2 separate regions of the Homo sapiens genome follow, and region 1 is linked to region 2. Evidence: read pairs that join two places in POLR2A ChIA-PET (ENCODE). Cell type or tissue: A673. All regions are shown on one strand. Links, peaks and the distances in the headings refer to the core of each region. The heading gives the core; the rest is flanking DNA. Region 1 has its middle 18 kb from the start of OTUD1. Region 2 has its middle 26 kb from the start of C10orf67.

Region 1 (5,384 bases), core at 295-5,294, 50 kb before region 2:
CCTTTATGTCTCCAAATTCATTTCGCCAAAATAGAAGGAGATTCAGGGGCCCTTCAGTACTATTCAGATTCTACAGAATAGTAAAATATGAACTAGTAAAACTTGTGAATACATCTTCATGGATGTGGCACAGAATGAAGAACAACAACTGAACTGGCACAACAAGGCTGTTCCTTACACCAGGTTGCATTTTTACCTAGCTAGGCCCTATAGAAACAAGAATCCTATGAACAACATCAGAGCTACTGTTGCATAAAGATAGGAAGGGAAGAACTAACTACTACTGACTGCTTAATATGCGCTAGGTGCTGGGCTAGGTGGTTTCTACAGACTGATCATTTAATACAATTCTCCATTCTCCACATTTCTTCTCTTCTCCCTTTCCTTTCCTTTCCTTTTTCCTTTCCTTTTTCCTTTCCCCTTTCCTTTCCCCTTTCCTTTCCCCTTTCCTTTCCCTTCCTCTCCCGAGACAGGTCTCTCTCTGCCACTCAGGCTGGAATGCAGTGGTGAACAACTATCAAAACCTGCCACCTTTAACTACTCTGACCAGTTTCCACTATTTCAAAATGTGCGGCCTGAGCAACACGGCGAGGCCCCATCTCTACAAAAAAAATTTTAAAAATTAGCCAGGAATGCCGGGCGTGGTGGCTCACGCCTGTAATCCCAGCACTTTGAGAGGCCAAGGCGGGTGAAAAATGAGGTCAGGAGATTGAGACCATCCTGGCTAACACAGTGAAACCCCGTCTCTACTAAAAATACAAAAAAATAGCCAGGGGTGGTGGCGGGTGCCTGTAGTCCCAGCTACTCGGGAGGCTGAGGCTGGAGAATGGCATGATCCCCAGAGGTGGAGCTTGCAGCGAGCCAAGATCACGCCACTGCACTGCAGCCTGGGCGACAAAGTGAGACTCTGTCTCAAAAAAAAAAAAAAAAAAAAATTAGCCAGGTGTGGTGGCCATGCCTGCAGCCCTAGCTACTTAGGAAGCTGAGGCAGGAGGATCACCTGAGCCCCGAGGTCAAGGCTGCAGTGAGCTAGGATTGCACCAGTGCATTCCAGCCTGGGTGACACAGTGAGACCCTGTCTCAAAAAAGAAAGAAAAAAGTGCCCAGAAATGATTGTAACTTATAGATCATACCTTTTAAAGGAGTTTCTTCCACTTCCTTGTATTTTCCCCATTCCCAGCAGACAGGAACGTTGTTTGTGGTGTTGAATCAGCTTTGATAATGTAGATAAGAAACATAATTTATGGCATGGAAAAACCCAAGTCTGCAGATGACCACATGAAGTGGCCTACTTAAAAGTTCTCACATGAACTTTTAAGTGAGAGAGACATAAATTAAGGTATTTTATTTAAGCCACTCTTCTTTGATCTTACAGAAGCTAGACTAGTACTCTAATAAATGAACTTGTCAAAGATCACGCAGTAACAAGGAGCAGTCCTGACATATCCTTGCTTTCCAAGTTCTACTCTATCACCTCCCACCATACACCTTGACAAGGAGATGTACTTGCCAAAAAAAAAAAAAAAGAGAGAGTTATTTTGGCTCCCAATATTCTTATATATTCAGTTTAATAAATATCTGAAAATGAGAGTTCATTCTGTCAATTTTGTATCCTATAGAGTGGAGAACCAAAACTATGTTTCTTCCAATGTTTTAATACAATAAATCCCCATTATGCTAAATATTAAACTTTTTAGATTTGAGTTCTGCTTATGCACTGTTTTGAGGTTCTGACTCATATTTTTTCTTTCTCTCAATCTCTCTCTCTCTCTCTCTGTCTCTCTCTCTCTCCCTCTCTCTCTTTTTGAAACAGGGTCTCACTCTGTTGCTTAGGCTGGGGTGCAGTGGCACAATCATGGCTCACTGCAGCCTCAACCTCGTGGGTTCTCAAGTGACTCTCCCAGCTCAGCCTCCTGAGTAGCTGAGACTATAGGTGCACACCACCATACCCAGCTAATTTTGAAATTTTTTGTTGAGATGAGGTCTCACTATGTTGCCTAGGCTGGTCTTGAGCTCCTGGGCTCATGTGATTCTCCTGCCTCGGCTTTCCAAAGCGGGGAGATTACAGTCATGAGCCACCGTGCTCAGCCATGATTCATTTTCTGTGCCACACAATCTATCTGTGGGATATAAAATTTATTGGTTGTTTTCAAATGCAGTGTTCTCTGAGTATATTTTTCTTGTAACCTTATACATGTGATTACCATCATGCCATCTTTATATAACTCTTCCTATTCATACTAAAACCAGAAACATACACAGCTGATAAGGCTGGGTGCGGTGGCTCACGCCCGTAAGCCCAGCACTTTGGGAGGCCGAGGCAGGTGGATCATGAGGTCAGGAGTTCGAGACCAGCCTGGCCAACATAGTGAAACCCTGTCCCTACTAAAAATAAAAAAAATTAGCTGGGCATGGTGGCAGGCGCCTGTAATCCCAGCTACTCGGGAGGCTGAGGCAGGAGAATGGCTTGAACCCGGGAGGCGGAGGTTGCAGTGAACCGAGATTGCACCATTGCACTCCAGCCTGGGCGACAGAGCAAGACTCTGTCTCAAAAACAAACAAACAAACGAACAGAAACAAACAAACAAACAAAAAACACATACAGCTGATATTCAGCTAACAGCTACTGGTATAGTCATACAGATTGGAAATAAAATATTGAAATACTTCCATATTCGTTGGTGAACAGCCAACATCCTATGGCTTCCAAGGTCCCCAGATGTCCTTGTGCCTGTATGGTCCCTCTCTTAGATCTCTGAATCTACACAGCACTCAGAAACCAGCAAGGAGCCTCCAGCTCCATGACCTGAATTCTTTCTGATATTAATAAATATTAAAAATATTTAATATCATTTCTGGGAGCATATCTAGCCTGTGGCTTGCAAAGTAACTTTATGAGAATTTCTATAGCTAATCATTTCAATAATGCCTTTGAAAAAGCTATCAGTAAAAGATGCTATCCTTCTGATAGCTTTATGTCTTTTCAAAACCTTTATGTATAGCTTCATGACTTAAGGTAAACATTTGTAGTAGTTTTTTTTTTTTTTTTTTTTTTTTTTTTTGCGACAGAGTCTCACTGTGCTTCCCAGGCTGGAATGCAGTGGCATGATCTTGGCTCACTGCAACTTCTGCCTTCCAGGCTCAAGCGATTCTGGTGCCTCAGACTCCCAAGTAGCCAGAACTACAGGCGTGCACCAACACGCCCAGCTAATTTTTGTGTTTTTAGTAGAGATGGGGTTTCACCATGCTGGCCAGGCTGGTCTCGAACTCCTGATCTCAGGTGATCTGCCTGCCTTGGCCTCCCAAAGTGCTGGGATTACAGCTGTGAGCCACCGCGCCTGGCCCATTTGTAATATTCTTCCAAGGACTTTCCACTGAATCTCCACTAACCTCAGTACACACACACAATTATTAAGCAAACATAGTTATTTCCCTGCACTATGAGAAAATAGATTAAACATAAATCAAACCTACTTACTATAGTTTAACCATTTTTTTCCAAATAATTCTGTGTTCCCAGAATGAAAAGTGCCCTGTTTGTTTACATTGTGAAATCATCATCTCTTTAGCCAAGGTTCACACTTCATATAAGCCACACTTGTGCTGGTAATTATGGAGCAAAGCCCTATTTAAGCAAACAAAAATGTTTCTCTTTTCTGCTTTCTATTTTAATTTGTAAAGCTTTTGTTGTCAGCCACAGTGATCTTACTTGAAACATATGTTACAAAGTGTATGATGTAAAACATTTAGCAAACTATTTGACATATTCTTTACACAGGGAATGGTTAGCAATCATTATTGTTATTATCATCATTATTATTATATCTCTTAAGCACAAATCTCATACTGTTATCCTTCTGCTTAAGATCCTATGTGACTCTGTCACCCAGGCTGGAGTGCAGTGATGCGATCATAGCTCACTGCAGCCTGGAACTCCTTGGCTCAGGAGTTGACCCACCTCAGCCTCCCAAGTAGCTGGGACCATGGGCAGCATGAGAAGCCACCGTGCCGGGCGTCATTGCTTTTCTTAATACAGTTTGCAGTGTTCTTGGTGACCAGGTCTAGCTTCCTGTTCAGCCCTCTTCTCTCAGCACTCAACCGTGTGTCTCTCCTTTATCTTCCACTCATAGGAAACAACATTATTCCCCCTAAATAGGCCCTGTCTCTTTAATCTCTAGGCTTTTGTACATACTGTTTCCTTTGCTTGGACGTTCTTCATCTGCGTAATGCCTGTTCATCTATAAGGTCTCAATTTCAATGATGCTGCTTCCTTGCAAGTCTGCCTCTCGTCTACATTTATAACAGCCTGTGCTTAACAGCCCATGAACGTACCAAGCCTTATAAATGCATCATGCAGTTACTTGCCCATTTCCTAGATTACAGACTCTTCAGGTAAGGAAATGATGGTTATCTTTTCCCTGTTGAATCTTCATTTGGGCTTTCCATTAGTACAGTGATTGTTGAATAAATCAACATTTAAATCACGTAAATCAACGAACTTACATTTTCTCATAAGAACAATACATTCTTTCAGTTTGAGGAAGTTTACATATATCCAATAAGACTCAAACCAAAACAGAAATATGCAATTACTATGTGTAAATATATGAATGCCTCTTACATCTTTCTTTTCATTTCAGGGCCTACAAAATGGTGGAAAGGATATTTATTCAATCGTATTGAATTTTGAGGGCTGGAACAAAGACATGATTATAAATGTATGAAAGGCAAATAAACCTTGGGACACCAAAAATCACTGAGCTAAAGGGAAAATCAAGCTGGGAACTGCTTAGGACAAACCTGCTTCCGTTTCTTTTCAAAGTCATCCCTCTGCTCACTGAGATAAATGCATATCTAATTGCTTCCTTTGGAAAGGCTAATTAGAACCTCAAGATAATGCAAACACTTTTGTCTTATTTACCCTATGCCGTCCTGCCTTTGTTTTGAGTTGTCCCACCTTTCTGGACCTAACCAAGGTTCATCTTACATATGTTGATTGATGTCTGACATCTCCCTAAAATCTGTAAAACCAAGCTGTGCACTGACCACCTTGGGCACATATTGTCAGAACCTCCTGAGGCTGTGTCATAGGCATGTGTCCTTAGTCTTGGCAAAATAAACTTTCTTTCTTTTTTTTTTTTTTTTTTTTTTGAGACAGAGTCTTACTCTGTAGCCCAGGCTGCAGTGCAGTGGTGCAATCTCAGCTCCCTGCAACCTCTGCCTCCCAAGTTCAAGTGATTCTTGTGCCTGAGCCTCCCAAATAGCTGGGACTACAGGTGTGTACCACCACACCTGGCTAATGTTTTAATTTTTAGTAGAGGCGGGGTTTTGCCATGTTGGCCAGGCTGGTCTCGAGCTCCAGGTCTCAAGTGATCTCCCCACCT
Region 2 (5,384 bases), core at 312-5,311:
AATTGTGATTGTTTGCCCACCATCCCTAGCACCTCTCCTCTTTGGGCAGCAGTCATAGGGTGAGAGAGTTAATCTCAGCTCTAAGGCTGGGCCCTGAGGAATCTAAGTCACTCAGTGATAAGGTTTGGATCTGTGTCCCCACCCAAATGTCATGTGCAATTAGAGTCCCCAGTGTTGGAGGTGGAACCTGGTGGGAGGTGATTGCATCATGAGGGTTGATCCTTCATGAATGGTTTAGCACCATCCACTTGGTGCTATTCTCGTGATAGAGTTCTCACAAGATCTGGTTGTTTACAAATGTGTAGCATCTCCCTCCTTGCTCTCTCTTGCTCCCACTCTGGCAATGTGACATGCCTGCTCCCCCTTCACCTTCTGCCATGATCATAAGCTTCCTGAGCCCTCCCCAGAAGCCAAGCAGATGCCAGCATCATGCTTCCTGTGTAGCCTGTGCAACCATGGGCCAATTAAACCTCTTTTCTTTATAAATTACCCCCTCTCAGGTATTTCTTCATAGCAGTGAAAGAACAGGCTAATACCCATTAGGACCCACAAGCCGAACTCACTGGACACAGGGCATCCCAAGGTCGCTGGTCTTGGTTCATGTGTCTCTGCTCAGGCCATTGACAAGTGTGGAGAGGTTTTCAAAGAACTTCCGAGGAAGAAATGTTTATGCTCCTTTTTTTGTTTAAATTGAAATATAATTGATACATCATAATATGCACCCTGAGGATGGATAAAATTCAGTGGTTTTAGCATATTCACGAAATCGTGCAACTATCACCACTAACTAATTTCAGAACATTTCACCTCTCTCAAAAGAAACCTCATACCCTTGCTCCCTCCCTGTAGCCCCTGGCAACCATAAATGAATGTTTTCTTTTTCTCTCAATGAATTTGCCTATTCTGGATGTTTTATGTAAATGAAATCATATAATTTTTTTCTGTCTGGCTCCTTTTGCTTAGTATTATCTGTTCAAGGCTCATTCATCTTGTAGAATATTTTAATATTTCATTCTTTTTCACAGTAAAATAATATTCCATTATATGCATGTATTTTGTTTATCCATTCATTAGTTGATGGATACAGGGTTCGTTTTCACTTTTTGGCGATTATGCTGCCATGAACATTTGTGTCCAAGTATACATATGTTTTCAGTTCTCCTGGGTAGATACTTCGGTGTGAAATTGCTGGGACATTTGATAAATATATATTTAACTCTTTCAAGGCTGAGCACTGTGGCTCATGCCTGTAATCCCAGCATTTTGGGAGGCCGAGGCCGGGGGATCACTTGAGGCCAAGAGTTCAAGACCAGCCTGGCCAACATGGCAAAATCCTGTCTCTATTAAAAATACAAAAATCAGCCAGGCATGCCAGTAAACGCTTGTAGTCCCAGCTACTTGGGTGGCTGAGGCACGACAATCACCTGAACCCAGGAGGCGAAGGTTGCAGTGAGCTGAGATCATGCCACTGCACTCCAACCTGTCGCCTGGGTGACAGAGCAAGATGCTGTCTCAAACAAACAAACAACAAACAAAAAAAGAAAAAAAAGAAAAGAAAAAAAAAGAAAAAAGAAAAGAAAAAACCACTTAACTCTTTGAGAAACTGCCAGACTGTTTTTTCCAAGGCACTGCACCATTTTATATTCCCATCAGCAACATACAAGGGTTCTAATTTATCTGCATCCTCATCAAAACTTGTCATTGCTTGTCTTTTTTGAGTATCACTGTTCTAGTATGTGTGAAGTGGTGTCTCATTATGGTTTTAATTTGCATTTCCCTAATGACTAATGAGGCTGAACGTCTCTTTATGTGCTGTTGGCCATTTGTATATCTTCTTTGGAGAAATACCTATTCCATTTCTGTTTCATTAAAAATAATTTTTAATTAAAAAAATTTTAAATGTCTTATTTTTATTTACTTATTTACTTATTTTGAGACAGTGTCTTGCTCTGTCACCTATGCTGGAGTGTGGTGGCTCAAACCCATCTCACTGCAGCCTTGGCTTCCCCAGGCTTAGCCTCCTGAGTAGCTGGGACTACAGATATGTACCACCATGCCTGCCTAACTTTTTTGTAGAGACAGGGTTTCACTATGTCCCTCAGGCTGTTCTTGAACTCCTGGCTTCAAACAATCCTCCCATCTCAGCCTCCCAAAGTGCTGGGATTACAGGCATGAGCCACCACACCTGTTTTTTTTCATCTTTAAATTGTGCTATTTGTATTTTAATTGTTGAGTTTTGTAAATGTTTTTTATATATCCTGGATACCAGACTTTGATTAAATATATGATTTGTAAATATTTCCCCAAATTCTGTGAGTTGTCTGTTCATGCTCTTATTGGGGGTCAGAACATGGTACCCCAGATCATGACACCTTGGCATGCTGACTACTTTGAACTGAAGGATATTGGGAGAACTTGCCCCCAAAACAAAGTCTCTTTGACCTTCTCCCACCCTCTGTTCTCCCTCTCCCCTTTCTCTCCCAAGCTGAGTTATAGAAACTAGAATTTATCTGCCCAAAGCAAGCCATAAAACCTAGGAAGGTCATTCACTGACCTCCTACCTCCCCACCGTCCCCCCTGCACCCTGAAGATCCTTATGTGACCTGTGTTCTGCACATAATGGAAAAGGGGAATGTCTTATATTAATAGAAACACAGAAAGGAATGTGAACAAGCACGCCTTGCTAAGCTCCCACCACTACAAGTTTATTACCATTACATCACACCCCTTTCCTGTTTCTCTGCAACTGTTCACTTCTTCCATCAGACTCAGCACAAAAGCACAGTCTTCCCTGGGTCTTCAGGTCTTCACTTTGGAAGGCTCCCCTGTCACGTAAACCTTGGTTAAATAAATTTGTGATGCTTTTCTCTTGTTACTCTGTCTCTTGTTATAGGAGTATCTGCCATGACCCTTGTGATGGATGAGGAAAGGGTATTGGTTTTTTCCCCTACATTCTTTTGTTTTAGATGGAGTTTCGCTCTTGTTGCCCAGGCTGGAGTACAATGGCGCGATCTCGGCTCACTGCAACCTCCTCCTCCCGGGTTCAAGCGATTCTCCTACCTCAGCCTCCCAAGTAGCTGGGATTACACGCATGCACCACCACTCCCGGCTATTTTTTTTTTTTTTTGTATTTTTAGCAGAGAGGGGGTTTCTCCATGTTGGTCAGGCTGGTCTTGAACTCCCAACCTCAGGTGATCCGCCTGCCTCGGCCTCCCAAAGTTCTGGGATTACAGGCATGAGCCACCGAGCCTGGCCCTTCCCCTACACTCTTGAGAGAAATTTTGGAGGGGAAACCCTCTCTCCCTCTGGACATTGGTATAACTGAGGCCTGGAATGGCTGCAGACATCTTGCTCTAGGCCTTGAGGATGAGTCCAGAGAGTTGGAGGAACGTGGAGTTAAAACCACTGAATTGAGCCAATCCTCCAGAGAACATAGTGTCTTATCTCTAAACTCGCAGGCTCACAATCTAATGCATTTATGCATTGTTTAATTTTGGTGTTCAGTTACCTGCTGCTCAAAGTGTCCTAAATGTTCCAGTAACCAAACCCAGCCTGAGAGAGAGGAAGTCTTGACAATTTCCTTCTCAAATCAAACCATGGAGTTTGAGAATTAACCTTCAGCAATACCAACAGCAACATCTTGGACTTTATCCAAACATTAAAAGAGTTGTGAACAGTATCGCCTCAAAGACAGGGAAGCGGAGAGATAAAAACGACCTTCCAGAGGTAGTGGCTTATAGAAACTACTGTTGCTTTGTTAATTAAATGTTAGTTTAATAATCTTTTATATCTGCATTAATTTTTCTGAGATATCATCTATATTTTAATAGTCTTTGAGCAGATGAACAGGGGAAAGACTGAATAGATAATTTACCTCCCCAGTCAGGAAATCATTCTGATTAAATGGGTCCTGGAAAATCTCTACTTCCTCTCTTTTGGCACAGAGGAAGTGTTCAGCTGTTTTGTTTTCAAAAACCTCAAGGTATATCAGTTAACCAGCTGTCCTGGATGTGGTTTTGCTAGTTTGTGTATGGTTATTGAGTGATTTATCAACGGAAAAAGAAAGAATGAAAGAGAAAACACAAAAAGGCAAGGCATGGACAGACACGAACATAGCAAAGAGATCTACAGCCTCCATAGGTGAATTTCATTCTTGTTTAGAAAGTCTAGTGATGGTAGATGTCACTCAATGCCCACTTGATTTATTATTTTTTTCTTAAAAGAGAACTCCTTGCTTCAGGAATCAAAACACCAAACCAAAACTTTGTTCTGTGGCTCTCTCTCAGCCCATTTTCTCATAAAGATTTAGTAACAAGGATTAGGTATTGTGTTCCCAAAACCTTCCTCTTAGACAACATTGAGCCAGATTATCTAAATGCCTAACCTACCACCTGGGCAATAGAAAATCTGGGGGAAATGCATGAATCCTTAACGCAATGCACCACTCAATGAGTCTGACCCAGATGCTATAAAAAGCACATTTTCCTTGCAAAGTTAGTGGGTCACACATGAGTTGATCTGTGGATTGCACAGACCTTATATTTGATTTTGGGGGAGCTGATACCGGATTTTTCTGGTTAGTGCTGCTCTCAGCATTTTGCTAAGTAACACTGCACATTGGAGAGATGAGGAGCTTGCTCAGGGCCATGTAACGGGGGTCACCTCAGCAAACCAGCCAGAAACAGAGCGGGGACAGGGCAGAAGTGTTGGGCAGGACAGCTGTTTCAGGGCTCACTTAGCTCAATTCCCTGAGTTTACAACAGCCATCGCCATGTTTTGTAGAATGACCTCCCAGAACTTCCTGCTGTTTTTCTCTAGGCCTGAGCTTGGACAAGCCTTTAGTAAATGCTTGCTGTTGCATTTTATCAGCTCATGTCCTTTTAATTGAGTTACTAATTAATAAGAAAACATTTCTTACATCATCTACATATCTTCTGTGTGACTTTGTTCTGAGCTGTTGGAAATCCTTTTCTAGAGTGGCCTCCAACCACATTTGCTGAAACAGCTGCAACTAGCTGCATTATTCATTTCCCTCTCTTGCTTCATTCTTCTCCATGGCACTTACCACCACTTGATATATTATATATTAATCTGTTAATTGTTTATGTGCACACACGAATATATGCTGTAACAGTGAAGAAAATTGTTCATCTGCATGTTATTCCAAATGCCTAGAAAAGTGCCTTGCAAATAGTAGGTAGATAATAAAGTTTTTATGCAATTAATAATGTAATGAATTTTTATTAATTATATTATTTTAATGCATTTTGATTTGCTAATTCATGTGTTTAAAATACCATGCATACAGATTAAGAGCATGAGTTCTAGGCACAGACAGATTAATTAAATCCTCCTTCTTCCACTTATAAGCTGTGTGAACTTGG

The links. Peaks named below come from ENCODE experiments on the same cell type or tissue, not always from the same donor. Only the 100,000 strongest peaks of a DNase experiment are listed, where the experiment ranks them.
Region 1: POLR2A ChIA-PET joins it to region 2 with 10 read pairs; 9 of 35 experiments call an interaction of 5 or more read pairs at or near these places.

What each region holds. Positions count from the first base shown.
Region 1 is chr10:23,417,999-23,423,382 of GRCh38, reverse strand. No RefSeq gene overlaps it. Among named protein-coding and RNA genes, the nearest start is that of OTUD1, 18 kb to the left of the region's middle. In A673, for the core only: no CTCF peak of the experiment used is centred there; no DNase peak of the experiment used is centred there.
Region 2 is chr10:23,367,636-23,373,019 of GRCh38, reverse strand. No RefSeq gene overlaps it. Among named protein-coding and RNA genes, the nearest start is that of C10orf67, 26 kb to the right of the region's middle. In A673, for the core only: no CTCF peak of the experiment used is centred there; DNase peaks (open chromatin) are centred at 2,719, 3,589 and 3,959; H3K4me3 peaks cover 784 bases; H3K27ac peaks cover 3,031 bases.